Regions from separate parts of the Homo sapiens genome. Here region 2 is linked to region 1. A link is a loop called in an ENCODE intact Hi-C map of the cell type or tissue named here. Cell type or tissue: MCF 10A. All regions are shown on one strand.

Region 1 (8,000 bases):
TTATTTTTATTCCACACACGTATATGATACTAGATGCCCAGCACTATTCTAGGTACTTTATAAATATTAATTAATTTATCCATGTAATAATTGATTGAAGCTGGTACCATTATTACCATTATTGTCCCCATTTTTGCACTTGGGGGATAGAGAGTTTAAGTCACTTGCCCAAGATCATAATGTCAACCACCTCTTAATGAGCCTCCCTGCCTCTGCCCCTCCCTGCTAGACTCTGTTTCCCCAACTGCAGCTAAAGATCCTTACTTTTTCTTTTTTGATTCACAAAGGATTTAGAAAGGTAGAACAAGTAGTTTCTGTCCAAGAGTCTTAAGAAATATTTCATATCAGTCCTTAGCTCAGTGCATGATTTCCATCTTCTCCCTCTTCCCCCTGCCCAGCCAGCCTCCTAAAGATGCATGAATGTCTTTGGTTTGATTTCTTCATCTTTCCCCTTAACTCATTCTGCACTGGCTACACTGGTCCCTTGTTATGCCTTGAATGTACTCAGACCTCCCACATCAGGCCTCTGCCTTTTGCTGGTCCCTTTGCCTAGAATGCTTTTCCCATTTATCAGGATGGCTCCTCTCTCATTTCATTTAGGTTTCTGCTCAGAGAGAACTTCCTGATCACCCTATTTAAATAGCATTCCCCCATTGTCACTCTCTTTCCCTCTTTATTTTGCTTTATTTTTCATCATAGCCCTTATTGTTTCCCCAACGGACACACAAACACACACACATACATACAAGCACAGATATTTTGCACTGGAGTGCAAGCTTCTTGAAAGCAGGGCCTTTGTCTTACCTTCAGGGTCCAAAACAGTGCCTAGTGTGCAGTTGACTCACAATAAGTGTTTGCTGAAAGAATGATGAAGTAAACATATTGAGGGGAATTGATATCCATTCTAATCAGCTAAGTTCCAGGGAAGGAGGCAGCTGAGTTCCCTGTGTCCACTGTGTGGTTGTACAGGTTGCTGACTGCAGAGTCCTCCAGTTGAATAGTCAGCAGTGGAAGTGGGGAGTCTGTTCTCTGCCCCACTTCAGGGCTGCCCAGGATCTGCATGCACTTTGTAGAGATGGAAATTTTTCCTCCCTTCTGTCTCCTGCCTTTCAGCTTCTCCTGACTTATGTTCTTTAGACAGGATCCCTTTGGCTCTAGGACAGGGGCAGCCTGGTCCTTTCCCAGGGCTTGGATTTACTGTAGTGGGAAATCAGGCAGGGTTCTCTGTGGGCAGCCCTGACAGCATCTTGCTCCTCCCAAGGCCCTGTCCACTGCTTATACAGGTGAAAGCCTGGGACACATACCACCAGCTTTACAAATCCTGTCTCCTAGACACTGAGTCAGGACCCTGGTGATAGTGAAACAGACTAGAAACCAACCTGGGAGGTCTCCTGCATTTTTTTTTTGTCTTTGGCTGGGTAAGCCAAATGCTGATGGGAGAAGGAGTACTTTAGGTGATTTCAGATGAAGCAGATTTTCTTGTACAGAATGTTGTTTTCCTAAGAACCTATTTAAAGGTTTCCTCAGGCCCACTTTTCAGGTGATGAGGACCTCTTGGTTAGCACCAAGTGTTTATTGTGTACTAAGTTTTATAACTTTAGCAAGTGGGCATGTCACAATGTTTTACTAATACTTTAATATAGTTCTCTCCAGCTTAAAACATTTTTCATACATATGATCTCATCTGAGCCTCACAATGACCTCATGAATTAGCTGTTATTATTTATAATTTACAGGAGAGAAAAATGAGCTCCGAAGTTAGAGGTGGTACTAGGTCAAAAACCTATGTCTTGATAATGACTGCCACCATTTATTGAGCACTGGCTATATGGTAGGTGATTTGCATGTATTATTTATTCTAATGGAAATAATAGGTACCATGATGAAGAACAGAAACATTTTGTATGGCACTATTATTGCATATGGGTCTGGAAGAAAGGAAATTATGTGTAACTTTAAAGTCTGCGTAGGTTGGTATGACTTACTCTATAAAGAGGGAGGGGGTATTTCCATAATCATAGTACTTAGCACACTACATTGTAATTGCCTGTTTACATGTCTGTGTCCCCCACTAGATTGTAAGCAGAGAAGTCTGTCTGCTCCCCATTGTGTCTCCTTTACTTAGTACTGTGTTGGGCACATAATAGGCACTCAGTAGACATTTGCAGATGAAAAACAACAACAACAACAGCAACAACATGATTTTTCATATTGGGAAACTGAGGCTTGATAAGGTTAAGTTACCTGCCCAGTATCACAGAGCCAGTGAGGATTCACTCCAGGTCCTCTAATTCCGAAGCCCATGTTTGTTCTACTGAGCCATCCTACTCACTGGTGTCCCTACAGTAACTGGCACAGCACTGGGTAAATGACGGGAACTCAGTTCATGCTTGAATTCTTGCAATGCTACTTGTAAATTGTGGGCTTGGGCACTTTGTAACCTCCGCATTTTTTGAGTAGAGGAGAGAAATAATACCTACCTTGCAAGCCTGTTGCAAAGTTTGACCACATTTATTAGATCATATAGTCTGGTGGGGGGTCCTCAAAATGTTGATGAGCACCAGGGTTATTCTGGGCCTCTTCTCTGCCTACAGCCTCCCTGGGTGACCTCACCAGGTCCACATATCTGCAGATGACTCTCAAATGTAAATTTCCAAAGAACCCTTGACTCTTGAAGCCAAATGCTTGTCTGGCATCTCTGCACTGTTGTCTATCTAATCAGCTTCTAAAACATAATGTGGCTAGAACAAAACTCCTGATCCTCTTCTGATCCTGTCTGGCCCCTCATTTTTCCTTATCTCAGTAAATGGCACCACTATTTCTCCAGTTGTCCGAGCCAAATATTCTCATTATCTTTTATTTCTCTCCATTTTTCCTCACTTCTGATCAGTGGTAAGCCCTGTCAATAACATCTCCCAAACATATCCCAAGTCCAAACACTTCTCCATCCCCACTGCTACCAATCTCTTCCAAGCCACTATCCTTTGGACCATTGCAATGGCCTGCTAACGTGTCTTTGCATCTTTGTTTCCCTAGAATAAGAGAATGTGATCTATTGACACAACAGGCAGGGACAATATGAACTCTTTTTGCTGGCTCATAAAGCCCTATCCGACCTGAGCTTTGCTTAACTCCTGGCCTCATCTACTCTCTCCCTTGTTCCCTGTGCTCCTGCCCACTCGCCTTTTATTTAGGCTATGCCTGTTTATGTCTCTACCCTGGCTCCTGCCGTTGCCTGGAATATTTCTCCAGATCTCAACAGGGTTGGTTCATTCTTGCCATTTGGACCTTAGCTCAAATGATACTTCCTCAGAGAGGCTGTCCTTCATCACACAGTCTAAAATAGACACCTGGTCACTGTGCCATATCACCTATGCAGTTGACCACCAACCCCCACAAGAATGTTGGTGCCGTGAGATCAGTGATTTGACTGCCTCGTTCACTCCATATCCCCAGTGCTGAGGGCAATGCTGACATATGGGCCCTCAGTAATTATTTGTGAATGAATATTTATGAATGTTCCGTAACAGTGGCTATGGTTATAGTTACGATCTATGTGTTCACCTGGCCTCTGATAGCCCTAGCCATACCAAACGGTCTAGTCCAGGAAGCTCAGGACACCACTGGCTCTAGGTCTAGACCAGGGTCAGCCCCTGGGGTGTGGAGATTCATGAGCTGTAAAACACAGGTTGGTTAACTTACAGGTTGTATGAGAACTGTCCTCCTTCAAGCTATTGTTTGATCACCACAGAGCCATGTCTTATTTGACTTTGGGTAAGATATCCAACCTTTGTGGGCCTCATTTTGCTCTTTTGCTAGATTGTGGATGAGTACAGCAACCTTTTTGAATTGTTATGAAGGAAAAACAGCATGTAAAGTACTTAGTCCGATGCTTGGTTGTTTTTCTCCTTGATGTCTGGTTCCTCACCTTCAGGAGCCTGTCACTTGCTATCACTTATAGTTTAACCAAAACATTAGATTGTGAATCTAACAATAGAAGCCTGCAACTTCTTGTCTACCGAGAAAGTGTACAAGAACTGCTAACTCATGCCCCCATGCCTAGCAACATGGCTTTCTCAACTTTGAAAGGATTAGAGTCATCCGTTGGTCTTAGGAACCAAAAACATTGATGCAACTCCAAATAAAAGTAGCAAACATGTATTTTTCCACTACCATAATAACCCTAATCCCCTTAATCTTACCCATCATTACTACCTTAGCCAACCCCTATAAAAAAGGTTCATATCCAAATTACGTAAAAACATCTATCGCATGTGCCTTCATCATCAGCCTCATCCCTACAACAATGTTTATATGTACAGATCAAGAAGTCATTATCTCAAACTGACAGGCATCAGAGGTTTGCCGAAGCCCAAGGTGCAGAGGTTGTAGTTAGGCTTGGGATCAGCTGTATACATCAACGGACCACAGCAGCATGTGGGAGACTACAGGAGGGAATGCACAGTGCCTGGCACAAGGTCAACAGTCAGTGCATATGAGCCATTATTATGATCATTATTATTATTCATCTGGTCTAGCTGCTTCATTTACAGGTGAGGAAGCTGGGGTCCTGAGAGCCTGGGTGACTGCTGGTGCTTTATGTGAAGGTCAGTGGACTGTGGTGAGTGACAAGGTAGGAGGAACCAGTCCTGCAAGTCCCACCCACTTCTGTCTCATGTGCCCTGCAGCTATGCTGACTTAGTAGGGGTGATCACATTCAAACAACAGTCTCACTGGCATTCACACCGCATTCAGCATCAGCAACATATTCTGTAAGGCAACACCTGTCTCAACCTTGAAGCTTTATGGGTGAATTTAAGGGCCATTGGGCCAATTTTTTTTTTTTTTTTGCTGGCCTTTTGAAAGGCGGCCAGCCTCCTGCAGATCTAGTGAGACTAAGTGGAGACCTCAGTCCACATGCTGCCACCTGCTGCCAGCATCAGACATCACTCGGGTTGTTAGAATACAGGAATCTGTGGAACCACTATTGCCAAAAGGGTGCATGGCAGAATTTGTTCTTATATATGAGTGCTTTGTTGAATTATCGGATATTTTAATTTTATTTAAATGTGTATGTTTTTAGAGGGGGCAGGAAGTCTCCAGGTCACTGTATTCCCCACCATTCCCTACTGCCTTAGGGCTATTAGAGGACTGACTTGGTCCTGAAGGCACCTGAGTTTGCAGGTCTGCAAAATCCAACCTTCTCACTCAGAGACGAGGCATTTCAGGATCCTAGGGCTGTAGTATAACAGGGTTGCAGAAACCAAAACATATGCCAGTGGAACACAGAAATCATGAGCCTTCAACACACTGGGTTATCACTAACCAACAGCAAGTTTGAAAACCACCAGCCAAGAAGAGACCGGAGCACATGCCCTGCTTTCTTGGAATTCTGAGCAGAGCAGGAAGGTGCAGAGAATCCAGAGAATTGGGCTTCCCTTAGGAACTGACACAATTTGGGTGATTTCTAGAGATTTGCTTTAAGATGATCCTTTGGGGAACTTCAGCACACACCCTTGAATTTTCCTTACCTGTCCTCCCGGGATTAGAAAAAAGAGGCTGTTTCTAGATCTGGTCTCTGGTGACTCGCCTTTCCCTTCAACCTTCCGCAGTTCTAGAAATGCTTCCCTAGAGAACTGGGTTTGAGAATAAACAAGGTGGTGCGCGAGCAGCGCGGTTTTCTGTGCTTGCAGTGGAGACCGCCTGTGACAAGGAGGGTCCTGTACTGGGAAGGAGGGGGACTGGCCCCCTGCTAAGTGCCTGGCGACTCTCATCTCTTGCAGAGAACGAATGCATAACCTCTCTGCCACTCCCTTTCTCTTTCTGAAGCCATTGGATGCCCTGAGAGAAAGCAGAGGGTTTCCATCTTTTCCAGAGCACAGTGCTGGGAGCAAGGGCTGGGGGAGATCTGTTGTCCCAGTTCTTCCCTTCTAAGGCAGGCCTTGGGGGAGGACTCTCCCCCAAGACTCTGCAGCCTGGTGCTCAAGCCGGATCGGCCCGTTCTGTGCTTCCTTTTGTGGTACCATCAGAGTCTCCTCCCTGTTTGGAGGCTCAGGTGAATCAGTCCCCTCTCTCCCACCCTGCCCTTGCGCTGGGCTGCCTCCACTCTGCTCCCATGGCCATATCTGTAGAAGGAGGCTCTTCAGTCTTCTGAACATGTCAAGATTCGGAAATTCTGCCCCCAGCCACCTTTTTGAAGAAAATGGGAAAAGCGGCGCCCTCTAGCGCCAGCTGCTCAATTTGTTTTCCCTCTTTTTCAGAAGAGATATTTTTTCTTCTTTTATGGTGCCCCCAAGTGGTTGTTTCTGTGTATTGCAGCCGCAGTCTCACTGGGATGCTTTCCGCTGTGTAGCTGGAGGGGCTGGGGCAGCCTGGTGGTCAGCACTCACATCACAAGAAAGGAAAGCGAAGCCAGGAGGAGAAGGGCCTTGGCAGGGCACGATGAGCGCCCCGAGACTCCCACCGCAGTCCAGGGCCTTCCCCCTCCCTGACCACTGGCAACCCCTTGCCATCTTTAAGGGCTTGCCTGGACCCATGGCTGCAAATGAGCCAAAGGCGTTTTCCTCTTGGATGTGAGGGGATGGGTGAAGACACGTGCAGAAAAGGAAGTGCTCATTGTGGAGGAGGTGAACATAATTGGAGGAATTCGCTTTGGCCTTTTTGGCTGAAAAAAATATTTATGAAATTGCTGTACACCCCCGCTCCCCCCCCCGACCCCAAGCAGAGTTAGACACCTATAGAATTCCAGGCACCGATGAAAAGACCTTTAAAATTAATCGCACATAACTTCTCATTGAAGGTGCAGGTGAGAAGGCTGAGGCGCAGAGAAGGAGGTGGGCGTGGGGCACCCTTCTGAGGACCCCACCTCAGCCGCTCATACCCCAGCCACACTGTCCTCCTTCTCTTCTCTTCTGCTTTTAGCTCCTTTAACCATCTTTCTCTTCCTCTTTTTCTCTCGAAGCCTGTAGCAGGGAGGGAATGAAGGCATGCAGGGTTGGCGTGTGAGTGAGGAAGAGGGCTTGTCCCCCTTTCCCCTCTGTCCCTGCCCCCGCCTCTCCTGGGGACCTCCTTGCAGACCCTCTGCAGCTGTGCTCACATCCCACTACTCAGCCTCACTGCTGTTCTAAAAAGGCAGCATTACTGCCTGCTGATCAGGTGATGAGGAACCTGCAACCCTTCCCAAATTTATAAAGAAAACAGAGGAATTCAGTAAATTCTCTTTCTGCTCTTGGAGTAGGACAGACCAGTGGTCAGTTCTGGGGACAGTGCTCCTGGTGTGGAGACAGTGTTGGCTGGACACACCCAGCTTGGGTGCACTGGGGTCAGGTGGTCAGGTCTAACTGCATCCCCCTCCTGTCACTCCATCTCAACAATTCCCCAACCCAGTCCTACCCCATCTCAACCCTTCCTCAACCCAACCTCTCTCCATCTCAAGTCCTCCCCATTTCAGCCACTATCCGTCTCAAGCCCTTCCTATGTCAACCCTTATCAATTAAACTCCTCCTCATCTGAACCCTTCCCTAACTCAACCCAGCTCATCTCAACCCCTTCCCATCTCAACCGCTTCCCATCTCAGCCACTTCACAACTCAACCCCTTCACAACTCAACCCCATTCCCATCATGGCCCCATCACAACTCAACCCCTTCCCATCTCATTCCCTTCAAAACTCAACCCCTTCCTGTCTCAACCCCTTCACAACTCAACCCCTTAACAACAGAACCCCTTCCCATCTCAACCACTTCACAACTTAACCCCTTCACAACTCAATCCCTTCCCATCTCAACCCCTTCCCAACTCAACCCCTTCCCATCTCAACCCCTTCCCATCTCTACCCCTTTACAATTCAACCCCTTCACAACTCAACCCCTTCCCATCTCAACCCCTTCCCATCTCAACCCCTTCACAACTCAGCCCCTTCCCGTCTCAACCCCTGTCAATCTCAACCCCTTCACAACTCAACCCCTTCCTATTTCAACCCCTTCCCATCTCAACTCCTTC
Region 2 (8,000 bases), 170 kb before region 1:
AAAAAACTCCGCCTTGGTAAATTTGTGGTCAGACCGGTTCTCTGCTCTCGAACCCTGTTTTCTGTTGTTTAAGATGTTTATCAAGACAATACGTACCGCTGAACATAGACCCTTATTATTAGTTTTGCTTTTTGCCCTTTGCCTTGTGATCTTTGTTGGACCCTTACCAGTAGTTCTGCTTTTGCCCTTTGTCCTGTTCCCTCAGAAGCATGTGATCTTTGTTAGACCCTTACTAGTATTTCTGCTTTTTGCCCTTTGAAGTGTGTGATCTTTGTACCTACTCCCTGTTCTTACATCCCCTCTGTTTTTGAAACCCTTAATAAAAACTTGCTGGTCTGAGACTCAGGTGGGCATCATGGTCCTACTGATATGTGATGTCACCCCCGGTGGCCCAGCTGTAAAATTCCTCTCTTTATACTGTCTCTCTTTATTTCTCAGCTGGCTGACACTTACGGAAAATAGAAAGAACCTACATTGAAATATTGGGGGCGGGTTCCCCCAGTATCTGGCATGCCAACGTGGTTTTCTTTTTCCTAAGTGCATGTGGGAACCTGATTCCTTTTGGTAGGTGCGGAGAAACTTTCATCGGTCCGGTCCACAGAAACGCTTGTTCAGCTCCCTGACGATTGGTGAGTTGTCTGTGTATTGTCCAGGGTAACTATGGGTCATGTGGAGTCTAAACATTATGCTTATCTCTGCTATATTAAACTCCTGTTAAAACAGGGAGGAGTTCGGGTACCCATGGAAAATATTGTCACCCTATCCAGGGTGGTGGAAGAACACTGTCCTTGGTTTCCTGAAAAGGGAATGTTAAATGTGGAACTATGGGATCATGTTGGTGGAAAATTCCGGGAACTGGTCCTGACAGAAAATTATGTTCCCGTCACTGTTTGGGTGATTGGGCCTTGGTACATGCCATTCTAATGACATACCAATCCTGTGACCCCCTGCAGTTACCACAGTTTTCTGAATCTGGCAACCCTCTACCTCTTCCTCAGTTTCCCTCTCCCACTCAGCCTTCGTTATCTGCTCAGCCTCTCCGTTTGCCTACTCCTCACCCACCTGAAGATATTGAAGATTCAATATCTAACTCCGGTGACTTTGGCTTAACATCACCCCCTGATGATCTTATTTCTTTTCACGAGAAGCCAGTACTTGTAGCTCCCATGGCCCTGACTTGGACAGCCTGGGACCATATCTATGCTAACTCTTCCCTCTCCAAACCTTTGCAGCCTTTGCCTCCGGAGCCATCTGATGGCTCCGGGACCAGACTACAATTTACCTGTAATTCTGCAGGCCCTCCCCCGTCCACCACAGCCCCTCACCCTCCTGTTATTTCGGTCCCTCAACTGGTCACTTTGCCATTCACTCAACCTGCTTCTCTGTACCCTTCCTCATGCAGGGACACCCCTGTCATTCTGGTTGCACAGGATTGGGACAATAATCACCAGTATGCTTCTGCCTCTTCTGCTCCTCCAGTGCCCCTTTCTCATGCTCTCATACTGGTCTGACCTCCTCAACCTCAGTTTCCCTTATCTACACATACTTTTTCTGTCACTTCTATGCTGATTCCATCTCATGTGCCTGTTCTTGAAACTTCCATGCAACGCTTATTATACTAGAACAAAGAAACAAGTGGATTAGAGGCATGGGCTTATCCAGTTGTGCTGGAACCTCCCAATGCTCAAGGGGTATAAGTGCATCGATATCCGCTGCTCAATCTTACCTTTTTAAAAGAATTCAAGGATGCTTGTACTCAGTATGGTCCTACTTCTCCATATGTTAAAATGGTATTACAGACCCTTTGTACTGAGTTCATTTTGCTTCCTTGAGACTGGGACCTTTTGGCAAAAGCTGTTCTAACTCCATCTCAGCATTTACAATTCTGTATCTGGTGATCAGAGGAGGCCCGTCTGCAGGCTCAGCTAAATTGGGCTTATGGCATTCCAATTACTCAGGCTCAGCTCACAGGCTCTGATAATTACTCTCACACTACCGCCCAATTAGGCTTTGATGCTCTCACCATGGAACAAGTAACAAAGGTGTGTATGAGAGCTTGGGATAGATTAAGTGCCCTGGGCCAAGCTCCTGTTTCTTTTACTACTGTTAAACAGGGTCACAATGAATTATATCTTGATTTTATGGGTAAATTACAAGATGCTGTTGAAAAATCTGTCTCTGATGAGTGCACTCAAGGTATTCTCCTTCGTATGTTAGCTTTTAAGATCACAGTTCATACTGGTCTCATTAATTCTGATTCCTCTGTTGAGATTAAACTTATGGTGTCTGCAAGGTTCCTGTTTCCATTCTGGCTGGTGAGTCAATTGCTCAATCACTTTTACTACCTAATATTGTTTTAAACAAAGGAGATAAGACACAGGGCCCTGGGATGGGCTCCAGCAGTGAAAAAGCTGCTTATTGGATTAATGTAATTTCTAAACAATGGCCCACCTGCACCATACACATTCAAGGAAAAAAGTTTGAGGGCATAATAGATACTGGGGCTGATGTTTCTATTATTTCCTCTAATTTATGGCTTCCTCCTGGCTTAAACATCCCACTAACGTGGGACTAGTAGGTGTTGGAAAAGCTGATGAAGTTCACCAGAGCACATTTATCTTGCCTTGCACTGGCCCTGATGGTCAAAAGGGTACAATTCAGCCTTATATCACACCAATCCCCATTAATCTTTGGGGTAGAGATTTGCCGGCACAAAGGTGGGCTGAAATTAATATTCCACATCACTCTTACAGTGCTCCCAGTCAGCATATAATGGAAAACATGGGGTTTGTTCCCAGACTTGGTCTCAGTCCAAGACATGAAGGAATTACTAAAGCTCTTCAAGTTACTGTAAAAGAAGACAGGGCTGGTTTAGGTTATCCTTTTCAATGACGGCCACTGCTTGCCTCCTAATCCTGTTCCCCTACAATGGAAATCTGAAGCACCTGTCTGGATTGAGCAGCGGCCACTCTCTAAAGAAAAACTGGAGGCTTTAACTCAATTGGTTTCTGAACAGTTACAACTTGGAAATGTGGAATCTTCTCTTTCCCCCTGGAATTCTCCTGTGTTTCTAGTAACAAAGAAATCAGGCAAGTGGAGGATGGTAACTGATTTAAGGGCCATTAATGCTGTAATTAAACCTATGGGTGCCATCCAACCTGGCGTGCCTGCCCCTGCTTTAATACCTAAGAATTGGCCTCTCATAGTTATTGATCTTAAAGACTCCCTACCATCTGCCAGCTTTATGTTGGACAGGTGCTTTCTCCAGTTCGAGCTCAATTTCCCCAGGCCTATATGCTTCATTATATTGATGATATATTAATTGCTGCCCCCACTGATAAATAATTAATTGACTGTTATCAATTTTTGAGTCACCGTGTTACAGAGGCTGGTTTACACATCACTCAGGATAAAATTCAACAGACCACTCCTGTTCAATATTTAGGAATGGTGGTCAATAAAGAATGTATTCAACCTCAAAAGGTTCAGATTAGGAGAGATTCTTTAAAAACCTTAAATGATTTCCAAAAACTTTTGGGTAACATTAATTATTTAAGATCTACTTTAGGCATTCCAACATATGCGCTGTCTAACTTGTTTTCTACATTGTGTGGAAATTCCAATCTCCACAGTCCCAGGACTTTGACCCCTGAGACTTCACTGGAACTGGAATTCATGGAGGAAAGAATCCACACTGCCCAGTTGTCTAGGGTACAGCCATCTCAGCCTTTTCAGCTTCTGGTTTTCACTTCATTGCACTCCCCTACTGGGCTAATAGTTCAACATAATGATTTAGTGGAACGGTGTTTTTTTCCTCATTCTGTGTCAAAAACTTTATCTGTTTGTCTGGACCAAATGGCCACCCTAATTGGACAAGCTCGGTGTAGAATACTTAAAATTTCTGGATTTGATCCGAATTTAATTGTGGTTCCTTTAAATCAGCTCAAAGTTCAGGCTGCTTTTCAACATTCCATACTGTGGCAAATTCACTTGGCTGATTTTATCAGTGTTATTGACAATCGTTATCCAAAAAACAAATTGTTTGATTTTATAAAAATGACTTCTTGGGTGGTCCCTCGATTGACCAAAGATCAGCCTATTCCTGAGGCCGTTACAGTGTTCACGGAGAGCTCCAGTAATGGAAATGCTGGTTATGTGGGTCCTACAGACAAGCTTATTTCTAACCCTTATACCTCTGCTCAGAAGGCAGGGTTAATTGCTGTAATTACTGCCTTACAGGATTTCCCCAAACCTTTAAATATTGTCTCTGATTCTGCTTATGTTGTACATGCCACTAAAAATATAGAAACTGCTACTATCAAACATGTTAATAATTCCGAATTGGCTTCTTTATTTTCAAGGTTACAACAGGTGGTTCACCAATGTAGACACCATTTCTATATTACACGTATTAGATCTCATACCACTTTACCGGGACCCATGTCTGCTAGTAACCATAAGGCCGACTGTTTGGTCTCTTTTGCTATCCAAGAGGCTCACGAGTTCCATAATCTCACTCATGTCAATGCTGCTGGATTAAAAGATAAATTTGCTCTCACCTGGAAGGAGGCTAAGCTTATTGTCCACTGCTGTCTTCAGTGCCAAGTTTTTGTACTTCCAAATCAGGAACATGGCATTAATCCCAGAGGCCTAACTCCTAATGATTTATGGCAGATGGATGTGACTCATGTTAGCTCTTTTGGCAGACTTTCATATGTACATGTTTCTGTGGATACCTTTTCAGGTTTTATTTGGGCTCCTTGCAAAACAGGGGAAGGCACACCCCATGTTAAAAAGACATCTGTATTCTTGCTTTGCAGTTATGGGGCTTCCATATCAGATAAAGACAGACAACACCCCTGGATATATTAGTAAGGCTTTTGATTTATTTATGCAACAATGGGGAATTTCCCATATTATCAGAATCCCTTACAATCCTAAGGGACAGGCTGTGGTGGAATGGGCCAATCGCACTTTAAAAACTCAGTTGTCCAAACAGTCTGAGCAACAAAACCATAATTTAACCACTCCCCAATCCCAATTACATTTAGCATTGTTACTTTAAACTTTCTAAATGTTCCTAAAGACAATACTCTGACCGCAGCTGAAAGCCATTACACAGGCAAAAAATTCTCCCTAAACGAAGGCAAGCCAGTGTTATGGAAAAACTCCCAAACCAATACCTGGGAACCTGGAACAATTATAACATGGGGAAGAGGTTATGTTTACGTTTCACCAGGAGATCATCAATCCCCTGTCTGGGTGCCCACTAAGAGGCTGAAACTTCATGTGAATACTAACAATGAAAACCACAGGGAAGAGACATCTGCATCAGAGACCGCCCTCATACCTGGTGAGATCTGTGCCGACTCCTCAGAAACTGGCATGCCAAATCAAGAGAGTCTGATTCAATCCTCCCTAATGGCAACGGAGACCCCTCTAACTAATCCCACTTCTCCTAATTGCCTTTCTTTTTCTCCCTACGAACCTAAAAATCTTACCATTTCTATTAGCTTAAAAATAACATCCCCTTGTTCTCTTCCTCCTTCAGCACTGGATCTCACTTACAATAGGTTTTATTTAATAATTCTCCTCCTTATACTTTCTGTCTCACCAGTTTGCCCTCATACTGATTTACCTGCTAAACAAAATTATTCTTATTGGGCTTATGTGCCTTTTCCTCCACTTATTTGACCTCTCCCCTGGATGGATGCTCCTGCAGAAATCTATACTAACGATAGTGTGTGGATGCCTGGAGCTACAGATGACTGTTTCCCCACTCAACCAGAAGAAAACACTGCATTTAATGTTACTATGGGTTATAAATACCCTCCTCTGTGCCTTGGACATGCACCTGGTTGGATCCATCTAGAAACTCAAGTCTGGGCTGCTTATCTTCTGGAGAGATTAGCTACAGGGGAACAGGGACATTTGGTCTCTGGCCTCTCCCTTTCTCCTTTAAGACAAATGAAAAGGGGAGTAATAGGAGATACCCCATACTTTCAATATAAACCTGTAGGAAAACCATGTCCTAAAAATTTTGAGGGCCCATCTAAAACTTAAATTTGGGAAGCTTGTGTTAACTCACATGCAGTACTATTAAAAAATGACTCATATGGTTTAGTAATAGACTGGGCACCAAAGGGCTATTTAAAAAACAATTGCTCCTCTGGTGGGAGGGAATGCCTGGAGTCTACTTATTTTATTTCTTATTGGGAGGACAAGGATCATCATCCTACTTTGCATAGGAGGTTCAGCTCATTCTTTCCCTTAAAATGGGAAGATAAGGGCATTACTCCCCTGAGGCCTCATATTATATTTCCCATTCTGAGCCCAGAACACCCAGAACTTTGGAAACTGGCTATTGCCATGTCTGGACTGCGAGTATGGGATGGGGAAACTTTTCTGTCTGTTGTCCCCACTACCACCCCTTGCATCCGTGATTCTGAACCCCGTGATAAATCTCCTTTGAACGCTTTTCCTCTTTTTGATGCTGATCCTCCTTTATGGGACTCCAATTGGCATTATGATAATTCTTCTTGACTGATAATTCTGATAATTCTCTATGATAATTCTTTTTGACTTAACTCTACCTCTTTGGCATCCCCGGGCACCTCGGATTGCTTCTTTACAGTGGAGAACATTGGGCGTTGCCACCACCGCTCCTCTCCCTCAGTATCAATGTAGATTCAAACATTCTGCTTTGTTTACCTCCAGCCTGAATATTCCTATACAGAGTTGTGTTAAGCCTCCTTACATGCTGTTAGTGGGAAATTTCAAAATTTGGACAAACAATCAAACTGTCCAATGCATTAATTGTCATTTACACACTTGTGTTAATTCCCGTTTTGACTTCAGGAAAAGTGTAATGTTGATTCGAGCTCGAGAAGGAATCTGGATACTGGTAACTTTACCCAGACCTTGGGAATCTTTCCCCTCAGTATGTTTAATTAATGAAATATTACAATGAATTCTCAGAAGATCTAAGAGATTTGTTTTCACTTTAATGACTGTGACCATGGGCCTAATTACAGTCACTGCACTGGCCACCACTGCTGGAGTGGCATTACACCAATCTATTCAAATGACTCATTTTGTTAATGATTGGCAAGCCAATTCCACCCAAATGTGGAATTCTCAACAGGGCAGTGATCAAAAATTAGCTAATCAAATTAATGATTTAAGACATTCTGTTATTTGGCTTGGAGATCGGCGAATGAGTCTTGAATATCACATGCAAATGCAGTGTGACTGGAATACTTCTGATTTCTGTGTCACACCATATTCCTACAACAAGACTGATCATTCATGGGAAATGGTCAAAGGACACCTTCTGGGTAGGGAAGATAATTTATCCTTGGACATAACTAAATTAAAGAAACAAATTTTTGAAGCCTCTCAAGCTCATTTACCCATTGTGCCTGGAGCTGATGCGTTAGATCAGGTGGCAGAAAGTCTTTCTGGACTAAACCCCACGACTTGGATTAAGTCTGTTGGGGGCTCCACTGTAGTACATTTTGGAATCATGTTTCTCTGTTTAATCGGCTTGTTTTTAGTGTGCCAGACCAGTCAAAGAATCTTGCATCAAAACCGAGAGAACGAAGAAGTCTTCATCGCCATGGCACATTTATATAAAAATAAAGGGAGAGGTGTCGTGGGAAGTCAGGGACCCCGAATGGAGGGACCGGCTGGGGCCGCGGTAGACAAACGTAAGTTGTGAAGATTTCATGGACATTTATCAGTTCCCAAATAATACTTTTATAATTTCTTATGCCTGTCTTTAATCTCTTAATCCTGTTATCTTTGTAAGCTGAGGATGTACATCACCTCAGGACCACTGTGCTAATTGTGTTAACTGTACAAATTGTAAAACATGTGTGTTTGAACAATATAAAATCAGTGCACCTTGAAAAAGAACAGAATAACAGCAATTTTTAGGGAACAAGGGAAGACAACCATAAGGTCTGACTGCCTATGGGGTCGGGCAAAAAGAGCCATAT

Evidence for each region. Peaks named below come from ENCODE experiments on the same cell type or tissue, not always from the same donor. Only the 100,000 strongest peaks of a DNase experiment are listed, where the experiment ranks them.
Region 2: it touches region 1 in a loop (9-fold over the local background); 3 of 110 quality-filtered maps call a loop at or near these places.

What each region holds. Positions count from the first base shown.
Region 1 is chr1:181,418,829-181,426,828 of GRCh38, forward strand. LOC107985232 (a long non-coding RNA gene) reads left to right here and starts at 913. Exons shown (of 3, transcript XR_001738319.2): 1 at 913-4,607. It also overlaps a transcript of CACNA1E not described here. RefSeq lists enhancers at 4,916-4,965, 5,945-6,034. In MCF 10A, CTCF peaks have their summits at 4,931 (motif pointing left) and 6,269 (motif pointing left); DNase peaks (open chromatin) are centred at 4,693, 4,913 and 6,243.
Region 2 is chr1:181,246,578-181,254,577 of GRCh38, forward strand. No RefSeq gene overlaps it. Among named protein-coding and RNA genes, the nearest start is that of LINC01699, 14 kb to the left of the region's middle. RefSeq lists a silencer at 1-22. In MCF 10A, no CTCF peak of the experiment used is centred here; DNase peaks (open chromatin) are centred at 4,694 and 5,274.